Linked DNA regions of Homo sapiens: region 1 is linked to region 2. Evidence: read pairs that join two places in POLR2A ChIA-PET (ENCODE). Cell type or tissue: IMR-90. All regions are shown on one strand. Each heading gives the region's core, and the rest is flanking DNA. Links, peaks and the distances in the headings are about the cores only.

Region 1 (12,387 bases), core at 2,154-10,153, 320 kb before region 2:
GCCAGCAGAAAGCACAGGCCACATCAGGTTCCAAAGCAAATGAGGGAAAACAAAACACATGAATTGGTACAAACCAATAAGTTGGTATAAGACCCAGGGCCTGAAGGAGCAGTCAAAGAAAAGATAAGTTCTCCCAATGTAGGTTGATAGGATATCCTGTGTTGCAGAGATAGTGGAGAATGGGGAAGGAGGGGCAGTCAAATGTAGCACCCTTCAAAAAATAGATTCTGAGCAGTAGGACCATAAGTTATGGCTGAAGCTCAATAAACACTTCTTCCTTTTAAATAAATTATACAGGCTGCTAAGTGTTATCTGAGGATAGAGAGATGTGCCTCACTGCCTTTCTCAAAGCTGGGTAAGGGCTCTTGCATGAGATGTGTGAGGTGACCACCACTTGAGCCTTACATGTACAAGGTTCTTATTGGCTTGAGCCTTGGCCTCTCCATCAACCTCCAAGGCAGGTGCATGGAAATGAGGAGACTTGATATGAACATATTCCAGCCTCATTAACCTTCTGCAATTTGCTTGACCTACAATCTATTTTCAGCTATTGTGTTGTGGGGAGATTGCTTTCTGGAACCTTTATTGCAAAATTTGTGCAACAAAATGTCGGGTATTTATTTAGAATCAATAAAACTGATTATGTACCAGGTAAAGTATGAAATAGATACAGCCTTCTTTGAAAGGACAATTATGTCACCTGCACTCCTGTGATTGTAGCCACTGACTGAACAATGGGACCACTGGCTGGTTCAACCAATTAGTGCTCAGAAATGCCCTGCTCTTGCTCTGCTCACATACAGAGCCATGCATTTTCTCCAGCTCTCCAGCTTCTCTAATGAGGCTGTAAAAGAAGTTTATGTGGCACTTCATAAGCTGCATAGGGCAACTGAAAGAAATAATTATCCACTCATAATGAAATGATGATATTATGCCCATCCCCAAAATGTCCATGAGCAGGATACAATGTACAAGAGCAGATCATTTGCAACAGGCTGGACAAAAAGTTGAGGATGGGTCATTTTGGAAGAAGGCAACTTTTTTTTTTTTGTCTTAAAGTGTAAGCAATAGAAGTGACTTTCCTGCTGAAAGAGAATATGGCAAGTTTAATATGTGTGGAAGAAGCAAGGCAGGATCTGGCTCAAAGTTCCCCAGATAATCAAAATAATTCTTCATGGCCTAGATCAGTAGTTTTCAAAGGTATGCTCAAAAATTACCCAGAGAGCCTGTAAAAATGAGGAGTTCTTGGCTCCATCTTCAAAGGTTCTGAATCAGTTGATGTGGACTTTGACTCAGGTATCTGCATTTTTTAAGAAGCACGTCAATTGCTGTTTTAAGATAGGTAGTTTGCAAATCATGTGAAAAACATGATCCTAGAGTTGTGGTGGAGTAGACCTTAACTTCCACCCATGAGCAATGTGGTGTGTACTCCTTAGTGGTTTGAAGAAATCTCCTAAAAGGCTCATTTATAACTACTGGGATAGAAATCTCTAGACCTCTCTTAGGAAAGAAGCCATACAGATCTTCCCAATGAGTCAACTGTTAAATTTCTTATTGAAAATGCAGAATGAGGCTTCGAGTGATAGCAAATCTGGTTTAGGAAGGAAAAGATATATCGTCTTCCCCTTACAATACTAGAAACTTCAACGAGTAGAATAAAAAGACCAAGTAGACTATCAGGGATTTTACTGTGAGAAGAGAAGAGATACCTAAAAGTAGAACAAGCTATTTATTTGAATTTTCCTATACCCTTTAAATATCAGCTTTTTCAATGTTACTTTTCAGAGACTATAACCTTTTAAGAAGTGAAAAGTCACCAAAATCCTATACATTATATTGAAGCAGTTTGTCAAAATGTCACCCAGCAGTTGATGCCAATTGCTAACAAGATATTGTGTTTCCTTATTTAATTGGCCGGGTTACCTAATTATGGCTGCCTTTGGATATCTATTAATGGTATCCTTCAAAGGAATAGAAAGCAGCATTTGAGGCAATTTTATATAAATATATGAAAAGGGAGTTAAAGTAAGGGGATATTCCCCAATGAGAATTATTCTTAGATAATAAAATTTACCTGTTTGCATGGGTCCTTAATTTGTAGAAACACCTCCATAACATATCCAAAACAAACCTGGATAACTGCCAATTACCCATGCTGTTATACTGTCCAGAAGTTATCTTGGCATACAGCTCAGTAGAAAATAGGAAGTACCCTGGAAATTACTCATAAAATGTGAATAGCACATGTCAGAGTCGGTGAGCTTTGGATGGACTATAAAGGGTTTTCATTATTTAGGTCTATGAAAGCAAAGGAAACAGAAATATATCCAATAATGTAAGGCAGCGGAACCAGGAAATTTATAAGGCTTAATCTGTGGATTTAATTTAAAATATTGGGCCCTGTTCAAACTGTGACATTAAAAACATTATCCCTGGCTGTGGTAGTGATCACTCAGAGGTCAGGAAAAATAGGATGTCAAACATCCCAAGGTTTTTAGACAAAGGACATTTAATGAATCACTTTCCTTCCAGCTTTCCTTTCTTTCCTCTCATGTGGACATGAAAGACAAAATCTTAACACATTCTGTAATCAATGGAGAGGCTTCCCAGTGCCACTTACCTTAAATACTATATTAATCTTATTTATTACCCCTAGGCTGAAGCTATAGTTAATTAAGTGGGCCTAGGCCAATCCAGTTTAAGAATGCTATCTCTAAAAATTTCCAAATCACAGATAATTAGACAGGATAACGCCAAAACTCACTGCCCTCGATGCTATCACCAAAGTATTGCTCAGCTTTGGGAGAGACAGATAATATCAGAGGGTAGAATAATATTGGGTTCCCTACAGTATTCATTAAGTTTGGAGAAAAAACAGAACTGTCTCAATCTAGAGTTCCTGGAGAGGAAGTCTGGACATGCTTAGCCTGGCTAAGTCCCAGTGACTGTCAGGGCATTCACACCCAGGGCTTGTGGGTGCAGCTGTGCAGTGTGCACTGCTCAACTCCAGAAGCTAAGATGCATATGTGCTGCCACATGAATGGTGCCCTATTGAGCAGAGCAATCCCAGAAACCCAGTTTATTTCACTTCTGAAATATTTGTGGAGCTGAACGCAGAGAGAAAATTAAATGAGGCGAACAAAGCCAGTTAAAATTGTTTAGGGTGTTAAATTAACTATTCTGTAATGAAAATAGCACCTGCCTGGGCATGTCCTGAGAGAGCACAGGCATGACACTGAGGCCTGACACCACTGTACAGCCTAAAATGTCTTCTCTCATCTGGAAGGCATCAGAGACTCTTAAGAGCTCACACTGACTTTTGCCTAAAACTACCTGAAAATGCTAATTGCTACATTGGAGATAGACATTTCACTTAAACTTCTCACTCTTTTCTTATTTTCCCCCATGAGAATGGCTGCATTAAGGGTTCATTGTAAGGAAGAGAGAAACATTATGTAGTTATGCATTTATTTATAAAATAATTCATTAAACCTGAAGTGGTTTAGTGATACTATTATAATGGGATGATCATATATATAATTTTGGTTCTAAAAATGGCGATTTTATTCAACCTAGTTCTTTGAACTTGGCCTGGGTGGAAATGACAATTCTAATTAAAATATGTAGTAAGATTCTGTATGGAATTGCTTCCTTTCTGAGTATGTTGAAAAGTTTATGTGGTGCATTTGATCACTTTCAAATATCTAAATTAATCATAAGAGCAGCTTAAGGAGTAGCTATTAGGGAGAAAGTGTAATATGATAAGATGAAGAATAACAATACAGTTAATCCGGCTAGCCACTAGAATTCCAGCCTCCTGAGGACCCCGGAGGTGTGAATGAAACGAATGCTATGATCATATATATAATTTTGGTTCTAAAAATGCTGACTTTATTCAACCTGGTTCTTTGAATTTGGCCTGGGTGCAAAATGACAATTCTGGGTGTGGGGTCATGTTATGAGCTGAATTGTTCCAACCTCCCACATTAATATGTTGAATCCCTAACCCAGAATGTAACTATATTTGAAGATAGGGCCTTTAAGGAGGTAGTTAAGATTAAATGAGGATATAAAAGCAGGGCCTCAATTCAGTAGTGCTGTTGTCCCTAGAAGAAGATAAACAAATACCCAGCATGTAGGCAAACAGAGGAAAGGCCATGAGAGCACACAGTGAGAAGATGGCCATCTGCAAGTCGAGAAGAGAGGCCTCAAGAGAAACCAAACCTGCCAATACTTTCATCTTAGACTTCTAGCATCAGAACTGTAAGAAAATAAACTTCTGTTATATAAGCCACCCAGTCTGTGGTATTTGTAATGGCAACTCTAGCAGGCTAGGACAAGAGGGGTCCCATGGATAACTCCCATGCACTCACAAATGACCATGTTTTCCTCCTTTAGCCTATACATGATTCTTTATTGTCATAGTCCCAAGGTATGGCTAGTATGCATTTGTGTGGACATTTTATAGCAGCTACTACTCCTGTCTTGTCCTCTGGTGTCCCCACATTGTCTATTTGAATCCCAAACTTTGGAGGCTACTGTGATGACCTGGGCTGTTTCTTTAGCGGTCACTCAGCTGATATGAAAAAAAAAAAAATCTTCTAACTTGTGGGCTACACTTTGTACCAGCCTACAGTGAGGCTTCCTAGTGCTCTCAATTTATTTGTTTGAGATACTCTGAAGATAGCAGTTTTTATTTGTATTTTTTTATTATACCCCACCTTTCCCTTGAAGTATGCTTCCAAAATCTGAATAAAACTGGAATTTTCCAACTGAAGATCCATCTTAGCTTAGTGTTGCAACTAAGCAAAATACCAATCCAAAGTGTAGAAAAATATTGTAAGTCTTATTGAAATTTCCTGATAAAGAAATGAAAACAAAGGAAAATTGCATCACAAAATGTACAAAAAAACTTCATAAGAATCTATTTTATTCACCTGTGTCCCAGAGTTCAATATAGTGTGACAAGTGCCCTGTCCAGAAAAGAGTTAACATAGCAGGCCTGAGACTGCTATCCTTATAAAGGCCTGCATGCAAGGTTGACTGATATCTGTAACCTTGGATTTCAACAGAGTTCTCACCACCGTAATTGATAAGAATTGCTAACTGTGCCTAAACTGTTTGCATAAACCATGAGGTTTACATTGAACACCTGCTTTCCCTCTGGGAGTCTAGAATTTTGTTATGTGCCAGGAAGAGGGTGCCTATGTAACAAGCTACCAGTAAAATCCCTGGACACTGAATGAGCTTCCCTGGTAAATAACATATTGCACATATTATCACAATTTGTTGCTGGAGGACTTGAGTGCAATCTATGTGACTCCACTCAGAGAAAACTCCTGAAAGCTTATACCTGGTTTCCTCCAGACTTGTCCCCATGCACCTTTATTTTTTGCTGATTTTGCTTTGTATCTATTAACCACAAAAAATCATAGCTGTGAGCACAACTGTTTGCTGAGTCTTATGAATCCTCCTAGTAAATCATGGAACCTAGGTGTGGTCTTGGGGATCCCTGGCACATGTTCTAATCACTCTTTTCTCATTTTCCTGTTAAAATTCTAGCTATGCCTTTCCAATTCTACAGGACTTAGAAAATATAAATCAATTATATGAAAATATAAATAGAAAATAGAAAATATGAATCAATTTATATTTGAGATTAGCAAAAATGATAGGGGTATTGAACTCCAAACTATTTTCTTTCACAAAGCAATGACTAAGCTAGCAAAAACTGTCAACATCAATTTTTTTAGGTCTCTGGAATTCAATCAAAAAGTTACCACAACCAGAGAAATGCCTAATAAATAAATAACAGTTTGATTTCAGTAAAAGAGCTCTGTTTTATTTTACTAGGCTTGCTACCATCCTGTACTTCCTAGCTCTGCCTTGAAGATGGCAGATTGCATTGCTACTATAGGTTGCTGATACCAGGAAGTGCAATATGGGATAAACTGAGGGAAATCCATATTGAGCCAAATTTTCAAAAGCCAAAAAAAAAAAAAAAAACTCTTGAAAGCAGAAACAGGAAAAAACAATTTGTCATGTACAAGGACACCACAATAAGATTAACAGCCAATTTCTCATCAGGAAATATGAAAGCTAGAAAGCAGTGGGAGGCTATATTAAAATGTAAACCAAGACTCCTATATCTAGGAAAATTACCCCTCAAAAATGAAAGAGATTAAGACATTCCCAGGTAACAAAAGCTGAAGGAGTTCATTGCTATTAGTCCTTGCTAATGAGAAATGCTAAAGGAAGTTCCTCAGACTGAAATGAAAGGACACTAGACAGTGGCCCAATATCATATGAAGAAGTAAATAACAACAGTAAAAGTATACATAGGTAAATATAAAAGCCATTATTATTATATTTTGGATTTGTAATACCTCTTTTTATTTCTATGTGACTTAAAAGATAAATGAATAAAACAATAATTATGAAGCTACATTAATGGGTTCATAGTGTGTAAAAATGTAATTTATTATGGTAACAACATGAGGGTAGAGCACAGATATGTTGGAGTAAAGTTTCTCTATACAGGCATATCTCAAATATACTGCAGGTTTGGTTTCAGACCACTGCAGTGAAGCAAGTATAATAAAGTGAGTTGCGCAAATTTTTTGGTTTTCTGGTGCACGTGAAATTATGCTTACACTCTACTATAGTCAATCAAGTGTACAATAGAAGTATATCTACAAAACAATATGTATACTTAATTTTAAAATACTTTATTGTTAAAAAATGCTAGCAATCAGCTGAGATTTCAGCTAGTTATAATTTTTTGCTGGTTGAGGGTCTTGCCTCAATGTTGATGGCTGCTGACTAATCACTAACCAGGATGGTGGTTGCTGAAGGTTGGGGTGGCCGTGGCAATTTCTTAAAATAAGACAATGATGTTGCTGCATCAGTTGACTCTTCCTTTCATGGAAGATTTCATGAGATGCTGTTTGATAGCATTTTAGCCATAGTAGAACTTTTTTCAAAATCAGAGCCGATCCTCTCAAACCCTGCCACTGCTTTATCAACTAAGTTTATGTAATGTTGTAAATACTTCATTGTCATTTCAATAATGACAACAAAGAATTCATACCATCTTCACTAGGAATAGATTCCACTGAAGAAATTACTTTCTTTGTTCATCCATAAGAAGCAATTCCTGATCCATTCAACTTTTATTATAAGATTGTAGCAGTTCTGTTAAATCCTCAGGCTCTATTTTAATTCTAGTTCTCCTGCTATTTCTATCATCTTCGATTACTTCCTCCACTGAATTCTTGAAGTCCTCAAAGTCATCCATGAAGGTTGTAATCAACTTCTCCTAAACTCCTGTCAATGTTGATATTTTGACCTCCCCCTGTAAATCATAATTTTTTTTTTTTTGAGATGGAGTTTCACTCTTGTCACCCAAGCTGGAGTGCAATGGTGCAATCTTGGCTCACTGCAACCTCCACCTCCCAGGTTCAAGCAATTCTCCTGCCTCAGCCTCCTGAGTAGCTGGGAATTACAGGTGCCTGCCACCACACCTAGCTAATTTTTGTATTTTTAGTAGAGATGGGGTTTCACCATATTGGCTAGGCTGGTCTCGAACTCCTGACCTCAGGTGATCTACCTGCCTTGGCCTCTCAAAGCGCTGGGACTACAGGCATGAGCCTCTGTGCCTAGCCAATTATAACTTTCTTAATGACATCTAGAATGGTGAATCCTTTCCAGAAGGTTTTCAGTTTACTTTGCCCATTTCCATCAGAAAAATCACTATGAATGGCAGCTACAGGCTTATTAAATGTATTTCTTAAATAATAAGACTTCAAAGTAGAAATTACTGCTTTATCCATGGGCTGCAGAATGGATATTGTGTTAGCCAGCATGAAAACAACATTAATCTTCTTGTACATCTCCATCAGAGCTCTTGGGTGACCAGGTGCATTGTCAGTAAACGGTAATATTTTGAAAGGAATCTCTTTTTCTAAACAGTAGGTCTCAGCAGTGGGCTTATAATATTCAGTAAACCATGCTGTAAACAGATGTGCTGTCATCCATGCTTTGTTGTTTCATTTAGGGAGCACAGGCAACATAGATTTTGCATAATTCTTAAGGGCCCTAGGATTTTCAGAATGGTAAACAACATTGGCTTTAACTTAAAGTCACCAGCTGCATTAGTCCCTAATAAGAGAGTCAGCCTGTCCTTTGAATCTTTGAAGCCAGGCATTGACTTCCCCTTGCTAGCTATGAAAGCTTGAGATGACGTCTTCTTCCAATAGAAGGCTGTTTCACCTACACTGAAAATATGTTGTCTAATGTAGCCACTTTCATTAATTATCTTAGCTGGATCTTCCAGATAATTTGCTGTAGCTTCTACATCAGCACTTGCTGCATCCATCTTGCACTTCTGTGTTACAGAGATGGCTTTTTGCCCTAAACCTCATAAACCAACCTTTTCTAACTTCAAACTTTTCCTCTGAAACTTCCCTCTCTCAGCCTCCATAGACTTGAAAAGAGGCCTTGCTGTGGATTAGGCTTTGGCTGAATGGAATATTGTGGCTAGTTTGATCTTCTATCCAGAATACTAAAATTTTCTCCAATACAAGCAATAAGGCTATGTACTTTCTTATTTGTGTATTTACTAGACTAACACTTTTAATTTCCTTCAAGAACTTTTTCTTTGCCTTCAAAACCTGGCTAACTATTTGGCACAAGAAGCCTATCTCAGCTTTCAACATATTTTCCTCACTAAGCCTAATCATTTCTAGGTTTTTGATTTAAAGTGAGAGACATGTGACTCTTCTTTTCATTTGAATACTGAGAGGCTATTGTAGGCTTATTAATTAGCCTAACTTTAATACTGTTCTGTCTTAGCAAATAGGGATGCCTAAGGAGAGGGAGAGAGATGGGGACATTGGCCAGTCAGTGGAGCAGTCAGAACATACACAACATTTATTAAGTTTGCTGTTTTATTTGAGCATGTTTTGTACACCCCAAAACAATTACAATAGTAATATCAATGATCACTGATCACATACCACCATAACAGATATGATAATAATCAAAAAGTTTGAAATATTGTGAGAATTATCAAAATGTGACTCAAACATGAAGTGAGTACATGCTGTTGGAAAATGGCACCAATATATTGCTGGAATTAAGTATTACTTTTCCATTGCACTGTACATAATCTTCATGAACGTCTCTGTTTTGTTTAGTGCTATATCCTCAGTACATGGAGCAGTGTCTGACATAGAGGAAACATTTATAAATTGCGGTCTGACTGATTAAATGAATACATGAATGAATAATTCACTTTCTGGTGAGAGCACACCAGACCTGTTCGTCCACTCATCAGAGTTGATGACAGTACCTCTTAAAATGGGGATTGAGAACCTAGAGACCTAATAGTAACATTCATGAGGAGACCTAGTAGGTTCTGTAGTGAATTAGAGAGAGCATGTATCATCTTGAGGAAACAACTATTCTCCAGCTCAGGATAACTATTACTTTCTGTGTTGAGGGTATGGAGGGTATGGTGTTATCAGATCTTCTGAATTATCAGTCAGATTAGAGAATTGTTTTTATCAGGTCTAGACAGGCCATCAAAATGCACATTTTTGGCCATTATTTGAAGGACAGTATTCCCATAACAGATCTAAAAGTGATTCAATAGTGTTAAGAGTATGCTGAGATAATCTGAAATAAAAATCATATTTCAATATAATATTCCAGTAATTATTTTCCAGAATAGAGACCAGATTTCATCCAATACATCATAAACTTCCACTATTAGATTAAAACCTAAACTGGCTTCTGGCTTCCAAGGCTTAGACTTAGACATTTTCTTAGAAAATTCTTAAATTACATAAGATTCCTGTGCCTAGTTCTGACTTAGCCTGAGGCTCCATGAGGCCCACTGTACTCATATTCAGGTTTGTCAGTGCACCTAAAGTAAGATACAATCAAAGATGATTTGCATAAGCCAAGCCATTTACAGACTGATTTTTAAGTTAAAATTAAAGCCTTTTTTTTTTTTTTTTTGAGATAGAGTCTCGCTCTGTTGCCCAGGCTGGAGCGCAGTGGCGTGATCTTGGCTCACTGCAAACTCTGCCTCCTGGGTTCAAACGATTGTCCTGCCTCAGCCTCCCAAGTAGTTGAGACTACAGGCGTGCACCACCATACCTGGCTAATTTTTGTATTTTTGGTAAAGACAGGGTGCCACCATGTTGGCCAGGTTGGTCTCGAACCCCTGACCTCAGATGATCCGCCTGCCTCTGCCTCCCGAAGTACTAGAATTACAAGCGTGAGCCACTGTGCCCCACCAAAGCCTTTAATAATGAGGAAGACAAACACATACACATGCACATTATGCACACACACACACACACACACACACACACAACTATTAACCAGAATGTTCTTTTTATCCCCCATTTCAGGATCATATATCAGAAGAAGCTAAAAACAATCAATAAGTGATTACAGTGTGTATCAGTCAGGGTCCCAGGAAGAGGGAGATGGCACATAGAAAGTAGAAATCAAAGAGCATGGTGGTTATAAGTCTGTTTAGACAGTTAGGATCAGGATTTAGGGATGATGATGGAATAAAGAAGCATCCAAGAAATTTCAGCACAATAGCATAAAGGCAAGTATTCCCAGTGCTTGGCCTGAAAGGCCAAGGGGAGAGAACTGTTGACTGGAACCTGATGAGAGCTGTAGTCCTAGAAAAGAGGCCACCTGACAGCAGCTGCAGTTGTAGGTAGAGGAAATCAGCCTGACTTCTCCTTCTGCCCTCCAACCTTCTGCTAAGGCATTCCAACCTCTACCACACTGGCCAAGAGCAAGTAAAAGCTTTAGTTAAGGGAGCGCTAACATATAGTCTGAGGAGGGCAGCCTCCTAGGGCACAGAGCAAGGCAGAGAAGGGTGGAGAGTAGCTCTGGACGGGCGAATAGAAACTATTTAGCCCATAGAGTCAGAGCCCGTGGAAATCCTAAGCAATGTTTTATCAATGCTATGGAAGAATGAAGAGATGATTCCTTCCTCAGAAGGCTCCTATCCTCCTAAATTCAGAATCCCTCTCCCTTTGACAGTGCTGACAAAAGTTCATATTCTCCAACTCGTCTTTTTATTTATTATTCTTATTGTTATTATTTGAGATAGGGTCTCACTCTCTCACCCAGGTTAGAGTGCAGTGGCATAATTATAGCATGCTGCAGCCTCAAACTCCTGGGCTCAAGGGATCCTTCTGTCTCTGCCTCCTGTGTAAGCTAGGACTACAGGCACATGCTGCTACTATGCCCAACTATTTTTTTTTTTTATTTTTTGTAGAGATGGGGTCTTGGTGTATTGCTTTGGCTTGAGGCCAGGTCTTGAACTCCTGGCCTCAAACAATTCGCCCACTTTGACCTCCCAAACTCCTGGGATTACAGGGATGAGCCACTATGCCTAGCCTAACTCATCCTTTATGACTTGGTACAAGCCAACTCATTTCTGCTAACAGAATGTGTTTCTTTAGACACATTTTTACCTGAGTGACTCCTTACTGGTTTCCAAAGTCATTCTATTTCTGAGCTAAAGTTGAGATTGGACTCTCCATTATCTCGATCAGGCTTGGGCATTCTTAAGGTTTCTCAGTCACATATCACAGTTCTGAGGTGATTGTCTGCAGAGAGCTGCCATAAACATTTGAATTTTTTCTCATTTCACTCTCAGGTCTCCATGTTCTTACGGGGGAAGTGGAGCCCACTGTAGCTTTTAATATTTTTCTGATGTTATCTGTGGCATTTTTCAAAACCTCCCTTTCTCCCTTTAAAATAACAGGGCACGGCATGATTTTGTCAACAATAGTTTTGATTGAATAAAGAGCAGGTGAATCTTATTCATAAAGCTCCATTCCATGTTTGTGAGAGAGATCTATGGGAGTTAACAGTCCAGTTAGGAAGTTTCCGTTTACAAAGTCACATAAAGCTGAATGTCACTTAAAGAAGTCCAAAGCAAGTGTGAAACGGGGTTAAGTAGATTGGATTTGAGAATAGAAGGCACATATTTGGAAAAAAAGAAGAGAATTTCATTTGCAAAAGAAGCACACAAACTGTATGAATTGGGCAACAAAACTTAACCTGAAAGAGAGTGAAACAACAATTTGGCAAGGCCAAACTAAGTAATTTATATTTGATATTACAACCACCAAGAAGTCCATGGAATAAGGCATTTAAGGAAGCTTTTCTAAAGTTAAAAGCTGTATGATTCTCTATGTTTGGAAGCAAGAGGTGAAGCCAGCTGGACTTCCTGGGTTAAGTGAGGACTTGGAGAACTTTTCTGTCTTACAAGAGGATTGTAAGATGCACCAATCAGCACTCTGTAGCTAGCATTGTAAAATGCACCAATCAGTGCTTTGTAGCTAG
Region 2 (12,387 bases), core at 2,429-10,428:
GGCTGAATAGACTTGGGGGTACACCTAACAGTCTCTATCACAGTACTTTTATCGAACAAATTAACCCATGAATGTCACAGAGCATTCAGGACCAACATTATTCCATATACTTACTCTGACAATAGGGTTCAGTCTTCTACTTAGTACTTCCTATTTAACAAGCATGAAGTTGTCTACATATTTTTGAAATAGTCATGGAACAATTGCCTTCCCTATATTTTTTCCAAGAGATTAGAGAGTAATCTGACACAGAAGGGATGTTAAATAAATATTTCATACATATGTAAATAATGAAGAAGTAGAGAAATAGACAAATGGGTGAATGAACAAAAAAAGTGAGGAAAGATTGAACTGATAAAAACCTTAAGATAAAGTTCTATGACTAAGCAAAAGGAAGATAATTTGTGGGGATGGAAGAGCAGAATATATTAATGAGTTAGGCAGAATAATAGCTCCCCAAATATGTTCATGTCCTAATTTTCAGAAACCATGATTTGGTTCCCTTCCATGAAAAAAGGGACTTTGCAGAAGTGATTAAGATTACAGATTTTGAGCTAGGGAGATTATCCTGGATTATTCAGGCATGCCCAAAGTAATCAAATGAGCCATTAAGCATAGAATTTCTCCCAGTTGTGGTCAAAGAGCATGATGATGAAAGAAGAGTCAAAGAGGTGGGATGTTGCTGGCTTTGAAGATGAAGGGGTCATGAGTCGAAGAAAGTGGGCAGCCTCTAGAAGCTGGAAACAGCAAGGAAAGGAACTCTGCCCTCGTGCCTCCTGAAACAAACATAGCTCTGCCAACATGTTGATTATAGCCCAGTGAGACCTGTATTGGATCTCTGACCCATAAAAATGTAAGATAATAAATTTTTGTTGTTTTAAGTCAACAAGTGTGAAGCAATTTGTTAAAGCAGCAATTGAAAACTTATACAACTAATAGACCATATCATATCTCTAATTAACAGTTTCTTAGAGATCCGCTATGTTGATTGCCATTATTCCTCCTTATTCTCTTACTACTCTTTTGCCTACCCTATTCTTCACACACATCCTGTAGCTCTATATTTCAACAATATTGTTGTCTGCTTAATAACACCAAGACTAAATTTTTTTAATCTGAACAATATAATGGTTTAATTCATAAAAACTCAATAGATAGACCAGGCATGATTTCCAAATGGTCACCATAAAGAGACCAAGGGAGAAGGTTGCTATCCTTGATCCAGTGTAATTGGTCTGCCTAGGTCTCACTTGCTCTACTAGGAAGACAACAGGTTTGGTAGCTCTGCTACTCAGAGACATTGTGGGGAGCTTTCATAAATAGTTTTCTGCCTGTGCTTCATTTCCCTGTTTAAAACTGTAAGTGAAACGAATAACTTTCATTCATCTCATCCCATCTCTCAAAGGTATTATATATCATTTAACAACTTGTAAGTATGCCACAGACAGGAATTGACAGGACAATGTCGATTTACAATAATAATATTAATAAACTTGTGAAACTGTATAGACTTAATAAACTTGTGAATCTGTGTAGATCTCAGGTTGATTCTTCCGCACTGCTGTTCTCTCTCTTCAGCTAGAATAAGCAGTCTGACATATAATGCCAAATTCATTTTCACCGAGGGCTCACTCTCCACAAGGACTTGGTCAGTTCAGAGTGACCAACTCAAAGACAGTGGGTCCCTGCCCTCCACTTTCATGCCTGTCTGCTCTGGGTGGCCAGGCTAGAACAGGATGAGCATTTCTACACATATAATGAAGGTATGGCCTTCATAGTGTTCCTCATCTTAGCCATCTGTGCCACATCCACTGCTGCATGTATTTGAGTATTCTCCCACATCATTCCCCATTACATGAAGCTGGCTTCACTCAGTGCTGTGCAGAAGATAGGTCGTTAGCCTCAGCTAAGTCCCCACTTCTCCAAAGCAGTGGAATTCCCAAATAACCTCACTTCATATGCTGCTTGTTCAACTCTCTTATCCTTCCACCATGTTATTTTGCTGTAAGATGCCTGACAATCCAAAGAAAAATAAAATAATTTTTATTGATGTATAACATACATCAGGCCCATATTCATGACATGTGGAATGAGCTAGTGGCTAACTTGCACTGCTTATACTAAACACTCTCTAAGGTAACATTTGAACTCTGGTCTTTTCCCAAGCGTTTGTCAAATAATAAATAAAATATAAATTCATGATATTACCAAATATTAACCCATAATTCTCCAGCTTCCAGGGGATCCCCAGGCTTCAATCACCTATTTCAGTACCAATTTCCAGACTATTCCCAAAATACAAAAACAGCAATACAAAAACACTATTCAAATATTTTAAGAAGTCACCTTAAGGAAAATAACAGGTTCCTGGCTCGTCCAGGAAAGATGGTACTTGACATTTGTTAGTTTTCTGGACTAAGCTTTGGTTTTAGGTTGGGGGATTCTAGGGAGGCCTAGACAATAGGTTCTAGAGCCTGGTTCTAGAGCCTCCAGTCTGCAGGTTCTCACAGATTGGTCAGGGAAAGCTCCAGAAGTTCCTTTCTTGTGGACTATCATCAAGGTCACCTAAATGAAAAGGGAGATATTTTTTCACAGATTGCGCAGGCTAATTCCACATAGAAGATGGAGACTCAGAGCACTGTTATGCTCATATAAGGTTAAAGGAAACAAGGAGAGTCATAGACTAGATTCTACTTACTGAATTGTTGCAAAGTTGAAATTCTGTGGCTCACGATGTCCCTCTTATTTATTTATTTATATTTTTTGAGACAGGGCCTCACTCTGTCACCCAGGCTGGAGTGCAGTGACACAATCATGGCTCACTGAAGCCTTGACCTCCCAGGCTCAAGCCATCCTCTTGCCTCAGCCCCCCAAGTAGTTGGGACCACAGGCACATGCCACCACGCCCATCTAATTTTTATTTCTTTTTTGTAGAGACAGAGTCTCACTATGTTGCCCTGGCTGGTTTCAAATTCCTGGGCTCAAGCAGGCCAGCCAGGATACCTCTTTTGATGCATGAATTAAAAACAAAAGCAAAACGTGTTCTCAATACCAATATCTTATAGAAAAATGTCATGAAAAAGATGCAAGCTGCCATGTTAATACAGAAAACTAAATCACCCTTACCCTCATGTAATGCTTGGCTGCCTAAATCCTAATTTTAAAAAACTGACTAAAATAACAGCAACATCAGTTACATGCTATGAAATGAACATTCTAGTCAATTCACAAATGTTAATGTGTACATTGGCAGTGATTTTGATTCACCCAAAGAACAGTTTCAAAGGAGCCTATGTCTCAAAGACTGAGTTTGACGTTCAATAAACTTTCCTATCTCAGTTTTCCTAACAATGAAAATCTAGGTTTAAATCATATAGAATTCCATAAAATGGCCTAGACTATTTTGGAGGCAGGTATGGTTAAAATGTATTATATTTGTGCTGAATTTATCAAACTCTCTTCAAATGTTCTTTTTCCTTGGTAGTGGGCTAATCCTATATTTCCCTCTACAATTAATGATAGTTTCGATTGCTAGTGTTACAGGATTTTTTTGGTGCCAGTTTGCCAGCAAGAAATCTTTGCGCCTGCCATATCCTCTGCCTAAGGCCTTGCTCGGGCCTGCTACGCTTGCTCTGCCCACTCGGCCCAGCAGGCTGCACTCAGCCCGTGTCCCAGCCCAGATCCCGCGGCAGAAAAGGGACTCTGCTTAGCCCACAGATGGACCAGGTGTGTCACGAGTAAATTTTGTGTTGGGCACCAGTGTCTAGACAAGGGGAACGTGGTGGCGCTTGAAACCTCAGAGATGGCGGCAACCGCAGAGCCCCAAGGGGTGTCACAGCTCTCACCCAGGGAGTGGTGAGGTCTCAGCCCCCAAGAAATGTTGCAGTTTTTGTAGTTCTGCAAGACAGCCAGGAGGGAATGGCGCCCAGTGGCTTCACTTCTTCACACCCACAGCTAGGCCAACAGGGGCGTGTTATAGCTTTCTTCGCTCCCACCGCCCGTACCGTGGTAAACTGGGGGCCTGTTACAGCTCCCTTCGCACCTGCTGCCCACAGCTCAGAAAAAGGGGGCGTGTTACAGCTCGTTTGTTCTCACCACCCACAGCTCAGCGAGTTCCAGGTTCTTGTACCACGACCAAGAGGAATAAAGTACATAGACACTGGAGAGTAAGGCAGAGAAGAATTTTACTGAGTGACAGAAGGAAAGCTCTCAATAGTGAGAGGGGACCCTGAAAGCGGGTTGCCCTCAGCTGTGAGAAGCGGCCTGAAGGCAGGTAGGCCTCTGTGAGGCTGAGTCCAGAGTTTCTGTTGGCTCAGAATGGGGGAGTGCGTGCTGATTGGTCCATGGGTAGGCTTTGGAAAAAGCACCATTCAATTGGTTAAAAGCCATCATCCAGAAGGAACCAACTGAGAGAGAGAGAGAGAGGGTAAGTCTCACTCCAGCTGTGGGCTCTATCCAGAACCACAGCTCAGTTTTCAGGCTTTAAACTATCTTTGGGTTGAAGGTTGGATTTCACTGGGGACCCATCCCTGTCTGCCTAGAGATATGTCTGCCTCTCGTAGCTAAAACTGGCACAGTCAAATTTAACCTGGTTTTAAAAAATTAATATATGCTCTGACATAAGACTAACCCTGAATATAAGATCATCCTTGATATTTCTGATAAAAATCCTGAAGTCATTTTTGGACAAATTGAATATATATAAAGATCTTAGGAGTGTAGATAAAATTGTCAAATGTCTACTTACAGTGTTTTGTTGATTTAGTTATACTTTCATATTAAAGTTGACTATATTAAATATATTACTGGGGAATATTGCTGTATCCACTCACATATTTTACAAAATAATTTCATTCATACTTTTCACATACGTGTTTAACATCATTATATTGATTTTCACCAAGGCCACTGAGTCATCTGACACAGCTTTCCAGGGTGCTCTCTCCATTCGCATCTGCCTGAGTTCTTTGAGATACTGCCCTATGTCAACCCACATATAATGCTGACACTTGCTATTTTATCTCAAGCACCGATTCACACAACGTTAAAGCTGATAATTTTTTTTTATGTAGTTGTATACTCTTGATTCTTGATTTCTACAACTGAAGTGCTGTGCTACGATTTTTGTGTTTTGTTTTTTTGAGTCTCGCTTTGTCACCCAGGCTGGAGTGCAGTGGCGTGTTCTCGGCTCACTGCAACCTCCGCCTCCTGGGTTCAAGCAATTCTCCTGCCTCAGTCTCCTGACTAGCTGGGATTACAGGCGTGCGCCACCACGCCTGGCTAATTTTTGTATTTTTAGTGGAGACAGGGTTTCACCATGTTGGTCAGGCTGGTCTGGATCTACTGACCTCGTGATCCACCTGCCTGGGCCTCCCAAAGTGCTGGGATTACAGGCGTGAGCCACCGCGCCCGGCCAGTGCTGTGTTTATTTAATGACATCAAACACTTGCAATTTTAAAGTCACGTTTCATGAAACCATTACTAAATCCGTGTTAAATTTCTTTGTCTCATTTTGGAACAATTGACTAAGGCACTCTCGGGCTAATGTGTCTTATGCTAATAACCATTCGTATAAAAAAAAATAACAGAAAACACCACAGAAGATGAGATACTTTGCAAGGAATTGATTATAAAGAGTGTGTGTGTGTGTGTGTGTGTGTGTGTGTGTTTAAAAATCTCACCCTTATCTGTGTATATAGTAACATCATTTTTTCAAAACTAAGTTATAGTTCTTTAGTATATTCAGTTTTTCTTATATCCTGCTTATTAGTATGGCATAAATAGCAAACCAGAATTTTTATCAGTGACTAAATACAGGTGAATAAAAAAAATACTGCATTCAGCTCTGGATTCAGCTTGTTAACCAGTGAAGAGGGCTAATGAAAACCACAGGTAATCCTCAAACCTCATTTCGGCCATTAGTTTCAATCTTGTCCCCTGCTCCTTCTTTTACCAGAATTGCTGACAAGGAGTAAAGTGGGGCTGACTAGGATTTCTCATCCCACACACCTCTGGCAGAGGTGCTAATGAACAGCAGAATGGCCACAAGGCAGCATACCCAACGTAGCGAAGAGGCAAGGGAGTGAGGTAATCCTCCAGCTGAATATAAACCACTGATAATGCCAGCTTAATCTCCACTTCTGTCACCTATCCAGAGGCAGCAGTCTTACCCTTTTACTCAAAAATACTAAATAATTAGAAAGACTTGGCATAAATGATACAATTCAGCCATTTTGTACTCAATAATAATTATTTACCTTAAAAGATTTCATTTAAAATGAGTGTTTTAACAGAACATATAGCAAGGTGCAGAGTGATTTCTCATTCATATTACCAATTAATAACAGAAGAATTCTCTGAAAACCGAAAACATTTTGTTCCTGCTAAAATCGTCTGTTGGTTTAACCAAGCTGGCACAGACTGAGCTCGCATTATGCTTATTAGAAGGATATGTTGCAGCCAAGCTGTGTTTATTAAATATATACAGTGCCTACATTACCGGGATTTATAACACACATCAACAGTTAAAAATTAAAGACTGTAACATATCCATTTATATTATAGTGCTTCAACAAAAGTCAGCATAATTGTGAAATTTATTAAGCATCTGCAAAAATATCGATGGACTATAAAGCTTGACTTTTCTTATTTCAGGATAAACCCAAGCTCCATAAAATTCCATTCGTTTTCCTATTTAAGTATTTTTAACCCCAAAGTTAAGTGTCCTCTGACAAAGTATCCAAGCCGTTACAAACCCTCATATGCCCTGAAATGTTTTCTTTCCATGACCGTAAGCTTGTTGAGAATATAGACAAAAATGCCAGGACCATGTAAGCCCCCAAAACAACATCATTCAGTGAGCTCATGGAAAATCAAAAGTGAAACTCATTAGAGACAGGCAAAGTATAAAAGAAACGAACCAAATTTAGCTTCATTACTCAAGCTGAGTGAAATGCAAAACACAAACAATGTAAGGAGGTACAGGTCCTTTGTATTTTAGCAATTCTTAAATTTTTTATGATTCTGGGTTTTTGTGGTTGCTTGGGAAAAATGTTTTAATGTAAGATTCATCTTGACAAGAAGGCCTATAACAATGGTACTGCTTAGAATAGCCCAATTAAAATGTTCACATTTGGTAACTTTGCATTATATAAAAAGTACACAATGGAATATGGATCATTATCACTTTTCTTTCCTGGAATCAAAATACTGAATGTTGCATGGCACCAAAATTGCCCCTCCCACCCCTGAAAAAGCCCCAAACCAAGTCTGAATATCAACCAAGTTAATTAAGTCCATATGGGGAGACAGGCGTCCTGGGGACTTTTTACTTCTTAAGAGAAAATACATTGATTGTAACCCACATATGTCAGCTTCTCTTATCTGTATCTTTGCCCAACTATTTTTAACTATATAATTATTTATTTTTATTGTCATCCCTCCCTCAAGATCGTACGTAGCATAAGTGTAAGGACTACATCTGGTTGTCATTTTTTAAAACTATTATAGGTCCAAATGCCTAGGGCAAAAATAAGGCAAAAAAATAGACTAGACATTGCTGAACTAGTTCTGGTTTATCTAAAAACTTGCATCAGTTCCTCACATCTCTTGGCCACTAAGGAACCAGCTGGTAGGCTGATTCTCAGCCTCCTCTTCCCCAGCAATGACATCACTTGTGAAATTCCATTTAGGCTCCAGCACTTCCTTCTCTTACCATATACCCCTGAATTCCTAGATTCTAGACTAAACCGAGAGGTTTTCAGCGTGAAAGTGAGACCTGATGAGTAGAAGGCTATTTAAAAGAGTCAGCATTTTCTCATGTAAGTCATGCAAAGTGTCAGATTTCAAGGATGGAGGTGGCTTCTGAGGTAGCTGCCCTCCTAAATTGGTCATTGGGCATCATTTTACCATGGCCACTGGTTTCCTACCATTAACCTTCCTGTTACCACATAAGAAATCATTGTGGGGTAAATCAATTTCACTGTCTCATTGCACAAATAAGTAACTCAAGTCAGTGAGAAATCTATAGGACTTTCTTCACAACACTAAAGACCACCCTTGACATTCATGACCCATGAGCATCTGGTTACCATTTAAATCACAGAGAACAACCCTAGAAAATCTGAGCCATTGCTCTTACTCCTGCATACAAATATCCTCCAACTCAGGGGTCCTCAACCTCCAGGCCATGGACCAGTATCAGTTGTGGGCTGTTAGTAACTGGGCTGCATGGCTGGAGGTGAACGGCAGGAAAGTAAGCCAAGTTTCATCTATATTTACAGCCACTCCCCATTGCTTGTATTACCACCTGAGCTCTGCCTCCTGTCAGATTAATGGCAGCATTAGATTGTCATAGGAACCCAAACCCTATTATGAACTGTGTTTGGGACCTAGGTTGTGCGCTCCTTATGAGAATCTAATTTGTGTCTGGAAGACAGTGATGATTTGTCACTGTCTCCCATCACCCCAAGATGGGACTGTCTAGCTGCAGGAAAACAAACTCAGGGCTCCCACTGATTCTACATTATGGTGAGTTGTATAATTATTTCATTGTATATTACAATGTAATAATGGAAATAAAATACATGATAAATGTAATGCATTTGAATCATCCTGAAACGATCCCCCCACACTGGTCTACAGAAAAATATTCTTGCACAAAACCGGTCCCTGGTGCCAAAAAGGTTGGGGACCGCTGTTCCAACTCAAGGAACCCACAAAACTTCATGGAGATGCCAAAGATACAGGGCAATAGTTAAAAAAAAAAAGTTATTTTGATCTGTTTTGAACAGAAAATTGTACTTAACAGGGGGTTATGATTGTGAAGAATGCTGTATGCCTGACAGCTCCTAGCATATTGTGGGAACGGAGTAAAGTCTTCAACCATGACTTCTGTTCCTTTGTAGTCCCCAGAACCTATCGCAAATCCAGACACAACTCTGATTGGTGATAAACAGGATTCCAAGAAAGAACAAAAGTTGAAATGAAATGTCTTTGGAAACTGCATCTAAATCTTTTCTCAATTTTCTGACTAAATTTGCATATTTTTATCAGATAGATGTGAATAATGCAACAAACATATTGTAATTATGATTTTTAAAAATGTCTTGTATGTCATCTTAAAACTCACAGAGTTCAAGGCTTACCAACCTAAAAATGTTGTCTGGGGAAAAAAAACTAAATGATATGGGTAAAAGTCCTCTCAAAATTTGATTTTGTTACCCTTTAAAACTCTCTCACATCCTCTTAAAAAATATTAACTAATACTTGAAACCACGGATGTGTGCTCTAACTGCCACCCTATAGGCTGCCTTCAAGTTAGATAGCATGCTTTAAGGATGATGCAACCATTGGATTTTGACTCCACTTAAGGGGTCAGTCTCAGACTGGAAACTGTTTTCCCTTTGGGAGAGAGGCTCCAACATGCCTCTTGCTTTGTACAGACTTCATTGTAATCTGCTTCAAGGAGCCACATCGTCTGGCAAAAGTTGAAGGAAATGTCTGTGTCTGACTTGACTTATTATCATCATGCCTCCGGTAGGAGTGTTAAAAAAGTACACTCCCTGAAATTTGGGTTGTGGTTATACTTGGGTCACTGCCTGCTGATAAAATGCCATCAGTGTTTGTTTCCTCCTTAGTTCTAACCTGAAAGGGTGTCATCTAAGATGGTTTGGGGTGGGGGTGGGGGTGAAATAACATACACGAAGGGAAAACTGCTGCATAAAACCAATTCTGGCCCTGCAGGAACACATTGAACTGAATATCAAATTACATGGTTGGAGGCACTGGGGACTAACCCTCTTTGAGGTCCTCAGCTTCCAATCAATTAGAATAAAAGGTGCCAAATTAACACAAGTCAGACCAAAGCAGATTGCAAGATAAGCATGGAAGTTTGGGGGGATATAAATAGGATGTATGTATATTGTTAATTTTAATGGTAAAAGAAGAGAGGGGAAAATAAACATTGATATCAAACGAAGCTTTTACCTTTGAGAGATACTTATTTGCCAGTTTGCCAAGATATTTGAAGAAGTATCTATATATTTGTTAAATAAAACATTCATAAATTTAAAACATGGGATTTCCTTGTTGTTTATTCAAAGGAATGGCTTGAATCTGCCAGGCCTGCCATAACAATACACCACAGACCAGGTGGCTTAAATTAAAGAAATTTATTTTCCCACAGTGCTGGAGGCTGGAAGTCTAAGATAAAGGTGTTAGCAGGTTTGGTTTCTTCTGTAGCTTCTCTCTTTGGCCTTGTCACTGTATCCTCACATCCCCTTTCTCTGTGTCCCTGGTGTCTCTTCTTCTTCTTATAAGGATTTAGTCATACTGAGTTAGGGCTGCATTTTAATGGCTTCATTTTAACTTAATCACCTCTAAAGATATTATCTTCAAGTGCATTGTGAGGTACTGGGAGTTGGACCTTCATCATATGAATTTGGGAATGGAGACACAATTTAGTCCATAACACTAATGATTGGGATAAAGTATAAATTCCAACTTTAAAGTGAGATCCTCTGCCATAGTTACCTAGGAAACTAAATGGATCCGTTTTTAACAGTCACTCAGCAAATACTTATTAAGCACTTACTGTTCAAAAGTCATCCCTTTGTGGTTCTATGCTAGATATAAAATGAGTAACAAACAGTCCCTGTCATCTAAGTGTAGCTAAGAGACACCTATCCAAACACATGTAATTCTTTGACTAGTTTAGTGGGCCTCTCTAGGTCATAAATGCTGCCCATTCATTAAGAAGAACGAAGAGCTTTTCCAAGTAAAAACTTTGTACTTTGTAATTAACAAAGGAAAAAACACTCTTTTAGGGAACTTTGCCTTATTTCACCATTTTGCTGAGATTTGAGCATTCATTTCTTCATGTATGTGTTCTTTCTGTTCAACATTCAGGACATAAATGCTATTTTCCAGACACTAGACTTCTTAATGATGCCAATGTCATATATAATAATCAGAAAATATCAAACCAGTTGTAAAAAAGATAATGTTGATAGTCACTGTTTTTATATGTCCTGGTAATGTTACTCATTTGTTACAATGGATGAACCAACAATGACACATCATCACACAAGTCCATAGTTTACATTATTAGGTTTCGCTCTTGATATTGTACAATGTATGTATTTTTGCAAATGTATAATGACAGGTATCCACCATTATAGTATCATACAAACTAATGTTATGTCCTAAAAATCCTCTATGCTCTGCTCATTCATTTTTCCATCCCCTCCTAAACTGTAGCAAACACTGATCCTTTCTTATTGTCTCCTCTCAGATTTACCTTTTCCCGAGTGTCATATAGTTGAAATTTTGCAGCACGTGGCCTTTTTAGATCGGCTTTTTTCACTGAGTAATGTGCATTTAAGGTTCTTCCATGTATCTTTATGGCTTGATAGATCATTTCTTTTTAGTGCTGAATAATATTCCACTCTGGATGTACCACAGTTCATTTATCCATTCACTTTCTGAAGAACATCTTGGTTGCTTCCAAATTTTAGCCAATACGAACAAAATTGCTATAAATGTTTGAGTGCAGATTTTTGTATGGACATGAGTATTCAACTCATTTGGGAACATTCCAAGGAGTGTGATTGCTGTATTGTATGGTAAGAGTATGTTTAATTTTATAAGAAACTGCTTAACTGCCTTTTAAGGTGGCTGTACATTTTGCATTCCCACCAGCATTGAAGAAGAGTTCCCATCACTCTACGTCCTCACCAACATTTGCTGTTGTTAGTGTGAACAACAATATTAGAATATATGGCCATTCTAATAAATGTGAATCTCATTGTTGAAATATCTCAACAATGTCCATTCTGATAAGTGGTATCTCATTGTGGTTTTAATTTGTAATTCCCCGATGATGTGTGAAGTTGAACACTTTTTCATATGCTTATTTGCCATTAATATACCTTCTTTGGTGAGTGTGATGGTTAATATTTAGTGTCAACTTCATTGGATTGAAGGATGCAAAGTATTGATCCTGGGTATGTCTGTGAGGGTGTTGCCAAAGGAGATTAATATTTGAGTCAGTGGGCGAATAAAGGCAGACCCACCCTTAATCTGGGTGGGTACCATCTAATCAGCTGCTAGCATGGCTAGAATATAAAGCAGGCAGAAAAACATGAAAAGCCTAGACTGGCCTAGCCTGCCAGCCTACCTCTTTCTCCCCTGCTGGGTGCTTCCTGCCCTCAAACATCAGACTCCAAATTCTTCAGTTTGGGAACTTGAACTGGCTGTCCTTGCTCCTCAGCTTGCAGACGGCCTATTGTGGGACCTTGTGATCCTATGAGTTAATACTCAGACAGGTGACTGTCTGTTAAGGTCTTTGGCTTTTTTGTTTTTTTTGAGACAGAGTTTCGCTCTGTC

Evidence for each region. Peaks named below come from ENCODE experiments on the same cell type or tissue, not always from the same donor. Only the 100,000 strongest peaks of a DNase experiment are listed, where the experiment ranks them.
Region 1: POLR2A ChIA-PET joins it to region 2 with 16 read pairs; 2 of 35 experiments call an interaction of 5 or more read pairs at or near these places.

What each region holds. Positions count from the first base shown.
Region 1 is chr15:36,002,837-36,015,223 of GRCh38, forward strand. No RefSeq gene overlaps it. Among named protein-coding and RNA genes, the nearest start is that of LINC02853, 37 kb to the right of the region's middle. In IMR-90, for the core only: no CTCF peak of the experiment used is centred there; no DNase peak of the experiment used is centred there.
Region 2 is chr15:36,324,788-36,337,174 of GRCh38, forward strand. All of the region lies in intron 1 of LOC105370767 (a long non-coding RNA gene), which reads right to left. Among named protein-coding and RNA genes, the nearest start is that of CDIN1, 250 kb to the right of the region's middle. In IMR-90, for the core only: no CTCF peak of the experiment used is centred there; a DNase peak (open chromatin) is centred at 9,344; H3K4me3 peaks cover 258 bases; H3K27ac peaks cover 134 bases.